Regions from separate parts of the Mus musculus genome. Here region 2 is linked to region 1. Evidence: chromatin loops called from intact Hi-C (ENCODE). Cell type or tissue: left cerebral cortex. All regions are shown on one strand.

Region 1 (8,000 bases):
ACAGTTTAATTCACTAGACAGTCATCCTTCCAGCGCGAGGTGGAGGCAGAGGCTCCCCCGGGAAACATTCTATCTCCTCTCCCCTTTTATCTATCTTCCCACCTCATGGCTCTGGGAAGCCCTTCAATAAGACATGAGAACTGGGTATAATGGCTCATGTCTGTAATCTCAGCACCCAGGAGGATGAAGCAGGAGGATTGTAACAAGTTTGAGGCCAGCTTGGCACTACATAGCAACACTTGCTCTCAAAAACAAAACAAAACAAAACAAAACAAAACCCCAAGAAAGCTAGATAAAATCACAGCTCTGAGGTGGGGGTGGGGCCATAAGTTCAAGGTCATAGGGAGTTTGTAGTCACCTCTCACTAGTAGCTTCTGGTCCTCTCACCTCTAACTAGAACTTGGGGGCCCACGGGGTGGGGGTGGGGGGCGGTCCTTCTACTCTTACCTGGTCCTTTCCTGACCTCAAACAGCACAAAGTTTCACATCCCCAGATGACAGGCAGCCACACAACCTGCAGGTCTCTGAGGGAGGCAGCAAGCTTGTATGCACTGGCCAGTAGCAAATGAACCCCCCAACCCCAACCACTGGGCCTGGGAGGGGCCATACAGAGGCCCCATAGGCAGGTCCAGGCACATAAGATATCAGCAGCAGCGGTGAGTCAGGAGGGGACGAGGGCATCAGTACTCTGTAGTTGGAGGGTCCCTGTGGATGCAGATGACCTCTCCTTAGACCCAAGGGTCTGTCACCAAGGATCTGGCAGCAGTTCCCAGAGCAGACTGCCACTGGGATCAGATAGGTCCGCAGAGAAGATGCTGGGGCCGGGAGGCCCAGAGCCCAGTGGTGGACCCCCACTCAAGGCCTCCAGCCAGTCCAAGGAATCAGTGAGGGCCCTTGGAGAAGGGGACAGGGAGCTTGTGGGGGACGGTAGTGAAGAAGAGAAGACGGAAGAGAAGCCTTCCGAGTCCGGGGAGGGAGACAGCAGGTCAAATGAGCCAGGGAAGTCCAAGGGCACGGGAGGCAGCAGGTCTGCAGGAGGAGTGTGAGCTTTAGGGGGATGGATTCTGCTCACTGCGCTGTTTCCAACCCACTTCTCCTTCGACGAGACCCTGGAGTTCCCAAGTTCAGTTCCTCCCCTAAATGTGGGAGCTAATCGCCTACCATCTGGCTCCACTTGGTCTTCCAGGATGTCATCGATGTTGCGGTTTGGAAGCAGCTGTGGATGAGCACACACCACGTGACCCTAGATCCTGCTTAGGTCTACCGCCCAATCCCCGAGCACTCCCAGCCCCTCATCCCTTTCCACCTGCGCCCTACGGATCGCTTCCTGCAGCTCCTCCTCCAGAGTCAGGCTAGCTGGAGGTGTCGGGAAAGGAGCTGGAGCTGGAGCTGGAACTGGAGCTGGAGTCGGAGTCGGAGCCAAAGCTGGAGAGGGAGTGGGAGCAGGAACAGAAGCCGGAGCGGGAGCTGCTCCCAGGGGATCCGTAGCTCCAGAAAACTTCAGCCTACGATTTGTCGCGCTTGCCTTCACCTAGAACCAGGAAAGGTGGGAGTTCAATATGCCCGGCACACCAAGCCTGACCCGGCCCTTCCTTGGCTTTACCCAATTCTTTCAAAACAAAACTATTTACTGGGTGTGCGTGAGCGCGCGTGTATGTATGTATGTATGTATGTATGTATGTATTATGTATGTATGTATGTGTGTGCACACATCAGAGGATAACTTTCAGAGTCATCTTATCTTTCATCTCATCTTGTGGCTGTACCTCCAGTAAGCTTGCTGCAAGCGCTCCTACTACACAAATAAGATTACAGCCCCCGCCCCTATCCTGTCATTGGTTTTTCTCCCTTAAACCACGCCCTCCCTGTATTCTCAACTACATCCTCAGACCAACCAATGATTGGCCACACCCTCAAGCTTTTGGTTGAGACCCGCCCCTTAGGTGCAAATCAGACCTCCTTTCCAACATTTCATTGGCTAATTTTCCCGATTTCTCTTTCTCTTCTCTTTATTGGTCCATGTGTACACAGCCCCGCCCTCACCGTGCTGGGTAGCCGAGTAGTTCCCAGCGCCTTGGGCTTGAGGCGGGGCCAGGGAGCAGCGGCCTCTTTGTCCTCTCGCCTGGGCTTCGGCCGTTCTCTGGGCGGGGTGCCACCACGCATGCGCTCCAGGAGCATCGCTTTGGTCCCGGACACCGGGAGTCCCCGCAGGCGCAGCTGCTGCCTAAGCTCTGAGACCTGAGTATGGGTTTGGGAGAGAAGGTGCTGAGCTCTGGGGAGGGATGACTAGGAAATCAAGAGGAGGAACCACAATCCAGACCGACTTTCCTAGGGCAGAGGCCTTGAGTTTGCGGGGTCTGGTGCCAGCCCTGAAGAGGGCCAGCCCTGGGACACTGCACACTAAACTCACCGTCAGCTCTTCCAGTTTAAGGGTCTGAAGTTCCAGCTTGTGTGAAGGGGGCGAGGGACTGGAGACTCCTGCTGAGGAAGGCTTCATCCTAGCGACAGGCATGAGGGGACGGAGTAAAGGACAGGGAGAAAGGTACTTAGGGACCTTAAAACGGGCCTCGGAAAAGCCAGGAAAATGAGGAATTCCGGACTTCCCGTGGAGCAAACACGGGGTGATTTTGTGGGTGTGGAAGATAGGAAAATGGGGTGTCTCTGCAGATCACGGGGAGCATGCACGGCCGGGGTCCCGGGGGAGGAGGTTCCAGGTCAAGCTTCTCTTCTTTGCACTGTAGGTTTGAGGGAGGAGAATGGGGCTTGAGTTTCTGGTCCCCTGGAGAAGGAAAATGAGAGTCCTACCGAGGATGTGGTCTCTGTGAATTCTTTTCCCAAAGAGGTGGGTCCGGGGGACCCAGGGTTGACCTCTCAACTTGCAGATTTGCCCTGGGCCCTTGTCTCTGTTCTGGAGGCATGTACAGGTGATATGTCAAGTTCCCCCTGACCTTAGGCTCCTTCCAATGTTGGGAGTTCTTGGGAGATTCCTGAAAGAGTGAGTAAGGCCAAGTTTCGTGGTTTGGTGGCTCACCACACCTGTCATCCTAGCTCCAGAGAGCCTGGGGCAGGATGGGGAGTTCAAAGACAACCTTGGCACATATAGTAAGTTTGTCTCAACAAACAAACAAACAAACAAAAAAAGCCAGGATGACGCTTCAGCGTGGTCACCACTTTCTTGGCCTGTAGGATGTGTAGTGTCAGCTTTAAGACACCACAAGGCAAGGCAAAGGAGAACCACACTTGGGCGCTTGTCCTCCTGTCTAAACTTACCTTCTTTGGAGCCCTCCAAGGACAATATGCTGGCTCAGGGGACAAGACGCCAGGGCTGACAAGGAAAGAGGCAGGAACAGTGGGCAAAGCTGGAGCCAGAGCTGGGCCTGAGGCTGAGATCCATGGATCTGAATCAGAGGCTGAAGAGATAGAGGAGGATCCTGAAGAGGCCAACAGACAGCTGGCTAGCTAGGGTGGAGAGATGCCAGGGGGAAAGGAGGGCTGGCCGAGAGCAGGAAGCAGAACCCAAACTGTCCCGCTGGGCTCCCTGGGTACCCAGACTTTCACATTTTTGAGAAAGGAAGAGCATTTTGTACTTAGTCTGCAAAGGGTCCGTTTGTTTAGGATCACAGATATCTAGCATATCCCTGGGACAGGACCGGGTGATATCTGTATCCCCTGACTCCAGGGAAAAGGACACGTCCAAAAGCTATATTCAGACACTGATTGTGGAAGAGGCTGGAATACCTGACTCCATCCAGGAAACGTTAGGGTATCTGGGGTGGGATAGCTGAGCAATAGGAAACAGAGCCCAGTGGGTGGGGGAAATGACAGGCTGGGGTTTCGCTCTCGCTCTCGTGGGGCTGGACATGCATGCTCTTTGGGGACTGAGGCCACCATCCCCTCCCCTTGGGGGCCCACACTTACTGCAGTCTTGATTCCGTCTGTGGATCCGAAGCTGCAGGACTAAGGAAGGAAAAGGGAGGTGGGACAGGGAAAGCGGGAAGGGAGTGTCCAGAGCCTGACTTGGCTGGTGGGTGGGAGCTGCAGTTGTTGGCGGGACACACGTGCCCAGCCCAGCCCCTTTACGTTCCCCGGGCCGGGCGGGTGGGCAGGCAGCCTGCTCCCTCTCCCTTCCCAGGGCCTCTTGCCTGCTCCTGCCAGCTAAGCATCTTGGGCCAGAGCCACTCCTGAGACTGTAAGCTAGCCAGCCTCAGCCGAGAGGCAACCATGCTCCTGGCTCCACCTGCCACTTCAGGAGTCTGTGACCACCCTGGCACAGTCGCCATCTTGCCAACCTGACTCATCAACCTCTCACTTCCTTTTATCCACGCACCCCTTTGCCCCTCGAATTCCCCACAGCCAGCACCCTGCAAACTAAACCCTGGAGCTCAAATCTCTCTGGACTCTAGTTTGCACTACAACTTTACATGACTTCCCACCCCAACTTACTCTTGCTGGCATGCACCCACAGGAATGTCACTCACATGTTCAAGACTTGACCCTCAGTTTGGGGGCAAAGAGTTTCCAGTGCACATTTCTGCTCCTCTCTGAGTGTTCAGAACTCTTTGCATTGGCAACAAATCCTGGCTAATGACATTTTCAAGGCTTGATAGCTCTTGGTCCCCCTGCCACACACACATGCACTTCAGGTCTCAGTTTGCTCCTCTGCTTTGCCTACAGGTCAGTTTAAGTCCTTTGCAACATATGCACTCTTGGGTGTCACCACCTATGGCTTAGCAAGCCATGTGCACATTCATCTACTACTCCACTCCATAGCACAAGTGACATTGTATGTGAACACCACTGGTCGATTCACGCATGCCAGAGAATCATGTTACTGGGACCCTGGGCCCTGGCTCCGGGACCCCTCCCCACATGCATAGAGACAAGCAACCTCTCACCAGAGCGGAACTTGGAACGGATGATTTGGGAGCGCTGGGAGGAGGCTGCCAGGGTCATTGCCAAGGCTGAGGTGGAGACCTGGACAGAGGAAGCCAGAGCCACCAGAGCGCGGCAGGGTCAAAGTGGATGACGGGAGGCTGCCATTGGGGGAATTTTGGAGACAGTGTGAAAGGTTAGAGACAAAAGTACTGGGCCAGATCAGCTCTTTTGGGGGATGACTGGTCTCTGGGCCCTTGGGTCTGAGAAAGGAGGGCTGGTCCTGAACCTCCGGGTGTGAGAGACACGGGCTGGGGCCTGGAGCCCTAGGACTGAAGAAAGGTTGCGGCCTGGAGTTCTGGCTGGAGGGAGAAGTACTTGGGCATGGACTGCTGTGTCTGTAGAAGGCTTTGGGCCTGGAGTTCTGAGTCGGAAGCAAAAGGGCTGGGTCTAAATCCCTGGATCTTGGCGGTACAGGAAGGACCTGCGTCATGGGCTCCTGCATCTAAGAGGGAGAGCATTGGAATCTGGAGTTCTGGGCCTTTGAAAGTGCAGGAAGCAGTCGTCTGGAGTCTGAACCCTGAAGGAGGAGGAGATTAAGGACGAGAACTGCATGCTGTTAGGGACTAGAATCGAAGATTCTAGGACAGACGGGAATCAAAGAATATGACAAGTGTCTGGGAAACATAGGGGTCCCTGAAACAGAATGGGTTGAGTGTCATGCACGGGGCTCTGTGGGAAAGATATTGGGACCAGAAGGGGGAACCAGAACGGAGAATGAAGGGTAAAATGAAAAAAAAAAATCCCCATATCTACCCCAGGGGCTTCTCACCAGGTAGGCTCCTCTCAGCTACTCAGCTGTGCCTTGAAGCGGGTGGAGTCTCCCGGATTAGGCTGGAGACCTTAGGCTCCACCCCACAAGCCTTGGGCCGCCCTCGACTCCCCTTTCTAGGGCGAGTGGGAGTCAAGAGAGCGAGCCTTGGATCAGAAGCCCTGCAAGGACCCAGAAAAGGGGCGGGACACACACGCCGTGAGGACCGGCCTGGCTCACTTCGAGGGTTCCCTTACTATCTCCTCCCCCGAGTCCCGAGCTGTGGGTTGGGTGGAGCGGTCACTGGCGACAGACAGGAGCAGGTGCAGAGAGAGGGACCCGGGTGAGCAACAGCGGCAGGTGGTCGTGTTCAGACCCTGCCGGCAGGTGCCACCTGTTGGTTCTTTTTTTCCTGACACAGCAGTAGGAGTCAAGTTCAGAGGAGGGGAAAGTTCAAACATGAGGCCCAGACTCCTAGTTCTAAAAAGGAAGGGGGCAGAAGTCAGGACTCTGGGTCTGAGGGTGGTGGACGGAGTCTTAGGCCTCTGGTATGGGAGAGGAGAGCTGAGGTTTGCATTCTTGGATCTGATGGAATAGGACTAGTACCCGAGAGGTGCTGGGTGTTGGAAGTCAGCGGTGTGCACAGTAGGCAGACAGCATCGGAAGGACTGGGGGGAGAAAGCTAAAGTTTGGACTTTGTAGGTAAGAGGGAGATGGTGATGACCTGTTCTCACTGGTAGTACATGGGGTCTGATATTCAGAAGAACATGGTCCAGGCTGTGTTCCGAGTTGTGTGACAGTGCTCAGTACTACAGGGTCACATTTCGTGCTAGAGGGCAAGCTGAGGCCATGGCTAGAAATATCTCCCCAAACTCGGCAGACGCCCAACGTTCCAAGCACAGTCCCTGGCACCTTAAAAAAAAATCTTTGCTAAGGCCCCCAAATCTTGACAAGTGAGGTCAATACCACAGATATTTTTATTACTTCTTGGCATTCACATCCCAAGCCCATCTTCCCACTGTCCCATCGTCTACCAACCCAACAACTCAAACTCTCAGCCGTCTACGCAGGGAAAACTACAACTCCCAAAATGCTCTACGCCCAGGCGGGCTCCCTTTTAAGAAGCGATGCAGTTTCAAGCTGCGCGCGTTCCTTTCTCATTGGTTTTCAAGGTGTCGAAGCCACCGGGGGTCCATGGCGATGATTGGCTGGCAGCTCCTGCTGTTCAAGATCCCAGAGGAGGCGACGGAGCCTGCGCAGTTCTCTATGCAATGCGTCATCTGTCACAGGGCCGGTGAGGCGCAGGCGTGAGCTGCCCAGGGGCAGGATGAGCGGAGGGTGCGAGGAAAAACTTTCAAAGATATCCCCTGTGAGTACGAGGAAAACCGAATTAAAAACTCAGCATGAGTGTGAGGTGGTCTATCTCCTTAAGTAAGAAACGATGAGACTGGGTTCCCTGTGTTTCAAAGGATGACGGGAATTTTAGCTAAAACGTGTGTGTGGGGAGGGGGGAGGAGGTGACACATAATCCCGGCACTCTGGAGGCAGAGGCAGGTGGATCTCTTTGAGTTCGAGGCCAGCCTGATCTACAGAGTTACAAGACAGCCAGGGCTACAGAGAGAAATCCTATCTTGAAAAGCCAAGAAAACTAGGGAAAAAAGGCCCATTACCAGGAAAATAGGGTCCCAGGTACCCTGGAACCTTGAGGATGGGCTGGGGAACCTTGGGAGATTTCTGAGGATTGAGAAACCTATCCCTCTGTTAGTTGGGTTAGGGCAAGAGATGTGGAGAGACGAGGCTAAGAGATTAAGTCTAAGTAAAAAAAACAATGAAATGTTTGAACTCTTCTTAACTTACTGAAGGGGACCGCAAAGTAAGCAAGCCCTGCTACTGTTATAATTGCAGCCAGTCTTTAAGCCCTTCAGAGAGGGCATCTGAACCCTGGGAACTGAAAGTGGGAAGGGCTGGGAACAGGGACTCTTAGGTCTCAAATAAAGAAGACATCTCAATGTTCGTTAGCCCGGATCTGCACACCTGTGTCCACAGCATCCCGCTCTGCAGGTGGTGGGTCCCAGGCTGGTGGGGGACCACGGCCAGGACCCAACTGGTAGTGGCTGAGGAGATGGTGGAGCTGAGCTGGAGTCAGGGTGGGGTAGTCAGTCCGTAAGCTGCTCCATGAAGCCTAGGGGAAGTCCCCAAGTTAGACGTCTGTGGTCACAGCTGGGTCCCATAGGGCAGGCCAGCCATCCCAGTTTCTTAGGAGGTTGAGGCAAGAGGATTCAAAGTACAAGGCCAGGTTGGGAAACATGGTGAAACTC
Region 2 (8,000 bases), 65 kb before region 1:
TCCCAGAGGACCTAGAGGCTCGAGGGTGGGGCCTGCCTTTCTTGATGTCCAATGATGGGGCCTGGAATGTATGAGCTAGCAAGGCTTCTTCAGCTTATTGACCAGCCAGGGTTTCTTCTTGCCTACTCCGGTGCCTCTACTTGACTGGCCAATCAGCCCTTGAGGGGCAGGTTCCCCCAGGTGGTCCCCAGATTTGCACTAATGTTCCTCCCCTGGCCAGTTAGGGATGGGATGTTCTGTGTCTTGTGTGTCCCTCTCCCTAGTCTAAAAAGCAATTGAAAAGGTCTATGCAATAAAGGTTGTTGCTTCCCTCTAGGCCTTCACCCCTTCCACCCGACATCCCTTTCAGTTATTGTGGTCCTATAAGGGTAGCAGCAGCACCCAGCTTGGATGCAGCCTTGAGTCAGAGCCAGTAGCTGCTTTGTCCGCCACAACAGCTGGCTCCCGGGTTCTCAAGATTTATTCAGGATTGTGTTGATGGAGGCGGTTGGATGGATGGGTTCCCCAACATGCTAAGAGCACACACAGGACCCTCCCCACCCCCACAAGGGAGGTGGGGGAAGGCTAGCTTTTTCTTAAAAATATAAATGTATTTGTCTGCATCATGACGTTCTTCGGGCACCTAGCTGGCCAGACCACTGGCCATGGGACAAGGAGGAAGTCAGGTGTAAGTCTGAGCAAGGAACAGGACTCTGCCCTGGCAGGGTGGAGGTGGCCTCACAGTGTCCCATGCTGGGCCTGGTAGCGTGAAAGCACAGCACGGTAGTGGGACAGCTCCTGCCGCACAGCCACCACCTCCTGCCGCAACAGGGCGTTTTCCTTCTCCAGGAAGGCAGCCCGCACAGATATCTGGTTCTCCTTGAGTCTTCTTGCATCTCTCGACCTCTTGGCTGCTTCATTGTTCTTGTACCTCCGGCTCCAGTACTTCTCATCCTGAGGGTGGAGGGGTGAAAGGGGCACTGAGATACAACAAAAGGAACTCTGCATATCTGATTCTGTACAGCAGTGAGGCCTAAGGGCTATTGGTCTTTGCTGGGACAGAAACCCAAACTTCTGTTGTCTACTGCTCTGGTTGCTAAGAACAGGTCTCTGGCGGAAAGGTAGAGAATAAATAGATTCCAGGTGCACATGTGAAAAAAGCTGGTCTTCAAATTCTCCACTGTGCAGACAGAGCAAGACTCCCCACTTGACAAGGACCCATGGAAAGCCGGTTGCTATGGATGTTTGTTACCTAGCAACGAGGCCTTCACGGTCTGGGGGGGTTATCTCACTGAAGTGTACACTGCTCTAGACATCACCTTTCCAGATCCTGGTTGCTAAGGAAAGGTTGGATAGCTCCCCTAGTGATGGGGTTTGGTGTCCTGGTTGCCAAGGCAACCGCATCTCATCAGAAAGTAAACATGAGCTGTAAGTAGCCGCAGCCTCTACCCTTGAACTGAGGTCAGGGAGCCATTCCGTATCTGACTGATGGAAGAGTTGGGGGCTGAGGCTTCCCCTGAGGATCATACCATGGGTCCTTCACCCAGCTGGAAAAGATGCTTCCCTAGGCTCCCTCTTAATTAAAGGCTCCAGCTTGTTAGGACACATCCATCTCCTAGCAACAGCTGAGCTCTGTAGCAGAAGAAAACCACTCGCATGGAATAGGTTTCTTAGATGGAACTAGATGTTGGAATGGCTATGATGCATACAAGGCCATGGCAAAGACATGAGAGACCTCAGAGCAAAACCAGAATGCTAGAAAAAGGTGTTTGCTGCTGAAATCCCCACAAATTAGAATATGGCCGGTAAAGGATGACTTCCAGGTCCCTGGATGGTCAAGTCTGCACCAAGGCAGAGGCAGTTCTACAGATGTTTCAGGTTGAAAGCCAAAGAGCAGCTCCAGCGAGGCCAGCCGCTGAGCAGCAGGCCGATGGGACAGCCAATGAGAGCTGTAATTGGCAGCAGAGCCTCTTGGAACCTGAGCCCTTGTGCACAGGGAGACTTGACTCTTAGGACAAAACTTGTCCCCAGAAGCCTCATGAGCTAGGCTATGCCTACAGGCCACGAAGCTCTGAGACCTCCTCCCCAGAGAGAGAAGCTTCCCTCAGCTTTGAGCAAGGCCAAGGCCCACATCTGGGCGCGCTCACCTTCTGTTCCTCAGGCACCTGGACTTTCCTTGCCTTCTTCATGATTGGTTGAGGCTTCAGTTCCTCCTCTGAGAAGCGGTGTCTCCGAGGGTCAAAAGTCTCATGGCCTGGAATGCTTGACAGGGCGAGATCAGCGGGATCAGGTTCAAAGGTCATTAGCACCTCCACGGTGTCTGGGTCCACAGGACTGGGTGTGTCCCTAGATGTCAAGCCTAGAGAAATACGTTATCGCTTGAATGTGTGAGTAGTTCGAGGTCTGCGTTCTCAGAGCACCGCTCCGCCAAGCTTATCCACCACAGAACAGGTTTTTTCTGCTGTCTTAACACAAATCCTGTCAGGCATAAACCCTGTGACAAAGATGCTTTGCCACCGGAAGGCAATTCTATCATTGTAAGGCAGAAATGACTGGCCTTAAATATCCCGTGAATCTTCTAAAACCTCTAAACTTCAGACTCAGTGTTTTGTTCCCACTGCTGTGTCCGAGTCCTACTTACTGAACCCTTTCTCAGAGCTTAGACCTGTTAGACCAGCACTCCTAGGAGTGATGGAAGTTTCAAGAGCCTGGCTAAAAAAGGTTGAGTCCTGTGTCTTTAAGAACAAATAAGCCCGGGTCAGCCGAGGACACCAGTTCAGGGCCGCATCACGTGTGGCCTACAGCTTCCCCTTTCCCCTCCTCCCCAACCAAGCACCCGCACGTTCCCGGCCCCGCCTCCTCGCGCGTGAGAGCGCGTGCGCGCAGCTAGGAAGGCGGACTCACGTGGCGAGGGAATGTGCAGCACTGGTTTTTGCCTGGAGGTCGGATCAGGGACAGGTGTACCCAGGCGTCCCACATCGAGACTCCTTGTCTTGATTGGGGTCGCCTCCCTTCTTGTTCCTTTTGGTCTCAGCTCCAACATCTACAATGATTCTACCCACCCATCCCGCGCTATGGGGGAGGATCGTGGGAGAACCGGCCTGCCAAGCTCTTTGCCATCCAGATTCCCACAGTTCTGAGATCCTAGGTCCCCAACACAGGGACATGGGAAAGCTCCTCTGTAGAAGCCAGAAGAGGGATCCCGATATTCTCTTCTGCAAGACTGGGAGGCAGGATGCAACACCATCCACTTGGGGAATGGGGTGTGTGCGTGTGTAGGATCCGGGAACGTAGTACCCCGCTCTGGCCTGCTCGCTCCCATTTTTGGTGTCCTTGAAGTCCAGTCCCATCTCGTTTCCCAAAATTCTGGACCCAGACTCTGGAGATAGTACTCTCCAGTTAACTAAGGTGTTCTAAGTTTCTAGTCTTGGCTCCAAGAACATGAGGAAACTTGTCTTAGAGAAGAATACTGCCTCTCAGTGAATAATCCTTTCGCATTTGGGGACCCAAGTCCCCTAAAGGATCGCAGCATCTCATTGGGCAGACTTCCAAAAGTGTCGCGAGGCCCCGCCCTGCCCGACAGCCCCGCCCCTTCGCCGCACCTGCGCGGTGGCCGCCGGCGGCTCCCAGAGTGGCCCGCGCGGGGGCGTGCCCGGGCGAGGAGCGGGGGGAAGAGGAGCTGCAAGAGCCGGGCCCGGGGGAGGGCGCGGGAGTGCGCGCTGGAGAGGGTGCCGGCGACAGGCCCCCGGGGGGCGGCGGGCTCGGCGGTAGCCCGTGCTCCAGCAAGAAGGCGTCCAGGTCCACGTATTCCACGTCCCCGAAAGGCAAAGTGCGTTCCCACAGCAGCGGCGCAAAAAGACTCGGGCCAGCCACAGGCCCTGAGCGCCCCCGAGGGGACCCACCGCCACTAACGGCCCCACTCGGGGCATCGGCTGGGCCCGCCGTTTCCAGGCCGGGTCCCGGGACGGGGGCTGAGGGCAGAGTTGCCTTGCGCTCCTTTTCCTTCAGGAGACCTGTAGGCCAGGGAGAGACCGGATGGGGTGGAGGGACACAGGAGGGACCCCAAGTTAGAGATATGGCGGAGATACAGAGAAGTGAGGAGACGGGAGCCGTAGGGCAAAGACCCAGGGAGGTGGGTACAGGCAGGGAGAGAACCCAGAAAAAGAAGAGAGGGATAAAGACGGGGCTTGGGGAGACCCAGAGAGAAAAGAGAACAAGGCCCCAGCAATAGAGGGTCAGGGAGACGGGGACCCGGAGAGGGGGAAAAGGCAAAAGTATACAGAAGGATAGGGTTAGGGGCCCGGGAGGGGATTAAGAAACACAAGCACAAGCGACCCAGAGAACGAGGATGGAAGTTTAGAAAGAAGGGTTTAGTGACAGGGTGGGTGAAAGGTTGGGCAGGTGAGAAAGAAAAAGTGACAGCTCAGTAATTCTCCCACCCCCAGCACCCTCATCCCCTCCCCCACAGTCTGTTGGGGCTGGAAGGGGCTCCACTGCTCAGGCACATTCCTCATCCCTAGTTTCCATGTGACCCTGCGAGGCCCCGCCCAAGCCCGTGTCTGCACCGTGTGAGCATCCGACACACCCCCTCCCTTCCCCTAGGACTCCAGGGGTCCAGACTCTGAGGCCAAAGGAAAGAAAGAGGGGTCTGGCACCTAAACTCTGTCCTCAAGTAGGAACACTCCAGGGACTTGACCCTTAGGCCCTCCAGGCGTCAGATTTGGTCCTGGAGGCTGATGGACTGGAAGACCTAAGTGACCTAATGAAGACTAGCAAAGATGGGACACCTAGCTGATAGGTGCCGTGGACCACCACCCCAACAGTTGAGTCCCTAACACAGTGGGACTAGAACTCACAGCTGGCCGGTTCTTTGGGCTTGCTGTTTCCCTGCAGAAGGCTCCTCAGCCCAAGCAGCGCTCCCCCGCCAGGGGGGGCCCCAGCCGGGCCACCCAGCAGCAGGGGGCCCGGGGTCCTGTCGCTCAGAGGCCGCGCCATTGCCGTGGACCTGCTCCCAGGTTCATGAGCTCATGGAGAGTCGAAGAGATGAGATGATATGTCAGTCACCCGCACACTCCAGTGGTTCGGGCGAATGTGTCCCAGAGTCGGGAGAGCGCGGCGTGCAAGCCTCCAGGATCAGGACGCTTCAAATCCTAAGAGCGCTGCGGGGGTTCAACCAGTCAGTTCTGCAGAAAGGTGCAACTCAAAGACTGTCCCGGGAGGCTCCTATAGTCTGGGCGAGTGGGTGACCAAATCAAGCAGCTGTCTCTTTGCAACTGTGGGTCCCCAAGGGACACAGGCGCGCGCTCCTTCTGTACCAAGTGGGCGAGTCTCTGGCTCTAGCCAATTTTGCACTTCTCGCAAAGAAAGGAGCTTTGCAATCTGCACCCAGAGGTGTGCACCCAGGGGCGGAGGAGGGGGCAGGAGGAGGTGGCAGCCTTGAGGCGTGGCCAAAGCAAACTTCTTTCGCGGAAAAAAAAAAATCTAAACCAAAACACCGGACGCCAGAGCGCGCGCCCCTCCTCCGGGCCCCCTCCCTCCACTTGGGCCATGCACCCCAGCCGCGTGCCTTCCTCCGGCTTCTGGCAAGAACCAATCACGTCTCGAGCCCTTGAGACGCTCAGCCAATGAGATGAAGGGATATGCCAAGACCCTGGAGGCGCGTGAGGGGCTGAACTTGTGTAGTTGCCTCGCCTTTTGGAAGAAGGCGGGACACTGACCTATATTTGGCCAATGGGAGGAGGCGCTGGAGGCGGGACCGTGACCCACTTCGGGCCAATGAGGCAGGAAGAAGGGGGAAGCACATGGCTTTGCGCGTGCTATCGGATGCGGGTGTGGGGCAAGAGGGGTACCTCTTAAAGGAGCCGAGTGTTCACAGACTCATTGAGGAAAAAAAGCAGAACATCAATTAGAGCAGATTAAGGCAGAAAGAAGTGGGCTTCGGGAAGGATTTTTTTTTTTTAATATCTAGATGTTCCTCAATCGCGACTGATAAACCACCGAGAAACCGGAAACATTCAGTCCTTTTAATAGCTTTGTTTTGGGGTGAATCCCCTCCCCTGGTGAGGAAACTCAGAACAGGCGGGCGTAATCCTCGTTGGGGAGTCTCAGCGACCGTGAGGACCACCGTCCACTGCAAAGGGAAGCACCGGCTTGAGGGGTGTGGGAGCTGAGCACATAGGACTCTACTAGTCAGGCTGCTAAGGGGGAATGGAATATACCAAGTTGGGGGAATGATCAGCTCCTGGACCAGACCATGTAGGGAGGGAAGAAGGCCACATGGGACGTGCAGAATAGGCTGGTTTGCATAAAGGTACATGGAGAGGATATGGTCTTCTGGGCTGTACCATGTTGAGAAACCAGACAAGAAACTAACCGATTTCCCGGGGCCGAGCCACAGTGGCAGTAAGAAAGACAGAGGGATTGTACCACGCTGATTCTCAGAAAGGGAATAGCAGAAAGACTACAGCTCTAAGTAGGGTCATACCATTTGTAAACAGGTGACCTGGACCGTACCATCTTGGCAAGTAACAGTAGGCAGAGGGCATGGACCAGTATGTAATTGTACCACAAGGAAAACAGGGTGTCAGGCCTTAGACTAAGCTGCAAAGAGGGGTGGGCTGCAGCAGGCTGTTCCATATGGAGAGGTGAGAAAGGACAAGGGATGTATCACACTGAGACAACCACTGGGAATAAGTGCAGACTATCAGGACGTGGAGAAGGAGGGGACACACTAAGCATACCATGCAGGCGGTAGTTGGGGCCTCGGCAGCGCCTCTCGGGATGCCGGGGGTCCCTGTTGCCCCTCAAGGCTCTGTGGGCCAGGGGCTGCAAGGGCCGGCCATTACCACTGAGGCTCTGGAAGATCTGGGAGGGGGGATTCTGGCTCAGGAGTCTCAGGGAGTGCATCTGCCTCAAGAGAAACCACGGGTGAGTGGACCGGGGTGGTGCTCAGGACAGGAGTAGCATGCACACACGGGGGTGGGGGGGGGTGGGGGTGTCAGTCACCTGGAGGGAGGTAATATTGAGAGCCCTGTCGATGAGGATCCAGGTGACAGTCTCAGAGCACGGAGGAGTGCTGAGAGATCCCTGATAGGTGATGAAGCCGAAGGATTCTGGGAACAGGAGCTCCAGGCTCAGGTCTTGAAGAAAGTAGGCATCATCTGCGCAGACATCAAGTCAGCGTAAAAGGGGGTCCCAGATAATGCACAGGGACTTAGTTATGTCTGTTGTCGTATGGAGACTGAATGTAAGGCTTCGGACATGCTAGGCAGGTACCACTGCACCAGGCCCCCAGCCCCTCACCGGGAGATTCTGACCAGGCGCTCGTGACCAAGCTGCATCATCTCCAACCACTCTTCCCTTTCTGTTGTCACCCTGGCTCTTGCTAAGTAGCCCAGGCTGACCTTGAACTTACTCTGTAGCCCACCCTCCTTCCTCAGCCTTCCTAGGAACTGGGGACGCCACCCCTAGCTTGGGGGACTTACTTTTGTAGGAGATTCGGGTGATAGTGTCCCGGTTGAGGAGGCGACTGAGGAATGGGTTGGAACTGCCAGCCACCTACGCAGGAGGCACGAGGCGAGGGAGACGGCAGCCCAGACCTGCTCCACAAAGACCCACCACCCCAGGCTAGCCTCCCAGCCTCCCTGTCCCTCACACCCTGGAAGCCAGTTGCCCTCCTTGCCTCCCTCACATTGACAAAGAGGCTGAGAATGGCCAGGCCGTTGGGGCCCCTTGAGGCAGCACTGAGGTTCCCATAGAGTTCTTGGTTGAAGTGGATTAGCTGCACCTGGGGTGGAAGAGGAGGCACAGAGAAGGGTTTCTTAGCGGAAGATTCAGAGACGATAGATGGTTTCAACTCTCAGGGCTTTGGTGTCCAGAACCGCACCAGGAATTAGTACTTAGGGTAGGGAGAGGCGGCCCTGAGTAGCAGGATGGGTTGAAGCATAAGCTAAGAAACCAGGGTGATCTAGTGTTGGAGGGTCAGGTGAGGGGTCACCACCTCAGCGGAGAAGCCTTCATGG

The links. A loop is a pair of places that touch in the nucleus more often than their neighbours do. Peaks named below come from ENCODE experiments on the same cell type or tissue, not always from the same donor. Only the 100,000 strongest peaks of a DNase experiment are listed, where the experiment ranks them.
Region 2: it touches region 1 in a loop (3.0-fold over the local background); 4 of 42 quality-filtered maps call a loop at or near these places.

What each region holds. Positions count from the first base shown.
Region 1 is chr7:45,637,734-45,645,733 of GRCm38, reverse strand. It overlaps Rasip1 (Ras interacting protein 1), which reads right to left. Exons shown (of 12, transcript NM_028544.1): 11 at 7,717-7,864; 12 at 6,642-7,049. The coding sequence ends at 6,850. It overlaps Mamstr (MEF2 activating motif and SAP domain containing transcriptional regulator), which reads right to left and starts at 5,757. Exons shown (of 10, transcript NM_172418.2): 1 at 5,704-5,757; 2 at 4,895-5,032; 3 at 3,918-3,956; 4 at 3,270-3,409; 5 at 2,805-2,986; 6 at 2,410-2,497; 7 at 2,043-2,237; 8 at 1,306-1,530; 9 at 1,161-1,215; 10 at 1-1,028. The coding sequence starts at 4,952. The coding sequence ends at 745. A030001D20Rik (RIKEN cDNA A030001D20 gene) reads left to right here and starts at 6,976. Exons shown (of 2, transcript NR_152217.1): 1 at 6,976-7,051. In left cerebral cortex, no CTCF peak of the experiment used is centred here; DNase peaks (open chromatin) are centred at 1,358, 1,969, 4,257 and 6,889; H3K4me3 peaks cover 3,114 bases; H3K27ac peaks cover 2,837 bases.
Region 2 is chr7:45,702,598-45,710,597 of GRCm38, reverse strand. Car11 (carbonic anhydrase 11) reads right to left here. Exons shown (of 9, transcript NM_009800.4): 4 at 7,979-8,000; 5 at 7,670-7,765; 6 at 7,464-7,536; 7 at 6,985-7,139; 8 at 6,720-6,885; 9 at 5,927-6,109. The coding sequence ends at 6,084. Dbp (D site albumin promoter binding protein) reads right to left here and starts at 5,351. Exons shown (of 4, transcript NM_016974.3): 1 at 4,836-5,351; 2 at 3,582-3,992; 3 at 2,127-2,338; 4 at 395-933. The coding sequence starts at 4,974. The coding sequence ends at 718. It overlaps Sphk2 (sphingosine kinase 2), which reads left to right. Exons shown (of 7, transcript NM_203280.3): 7 at 1-1,135. In left cerebral cortex, CTCF peaks have their summits at 1,094, 3,613 and 4,893; DNase peaks (open chromatin) are centred at 4,532, 5,654, 6,369, 7,170 and 9 more places; H3K4me3 peaks cover 5,499 bases; H3K27ac peaks cover 7,645 bases.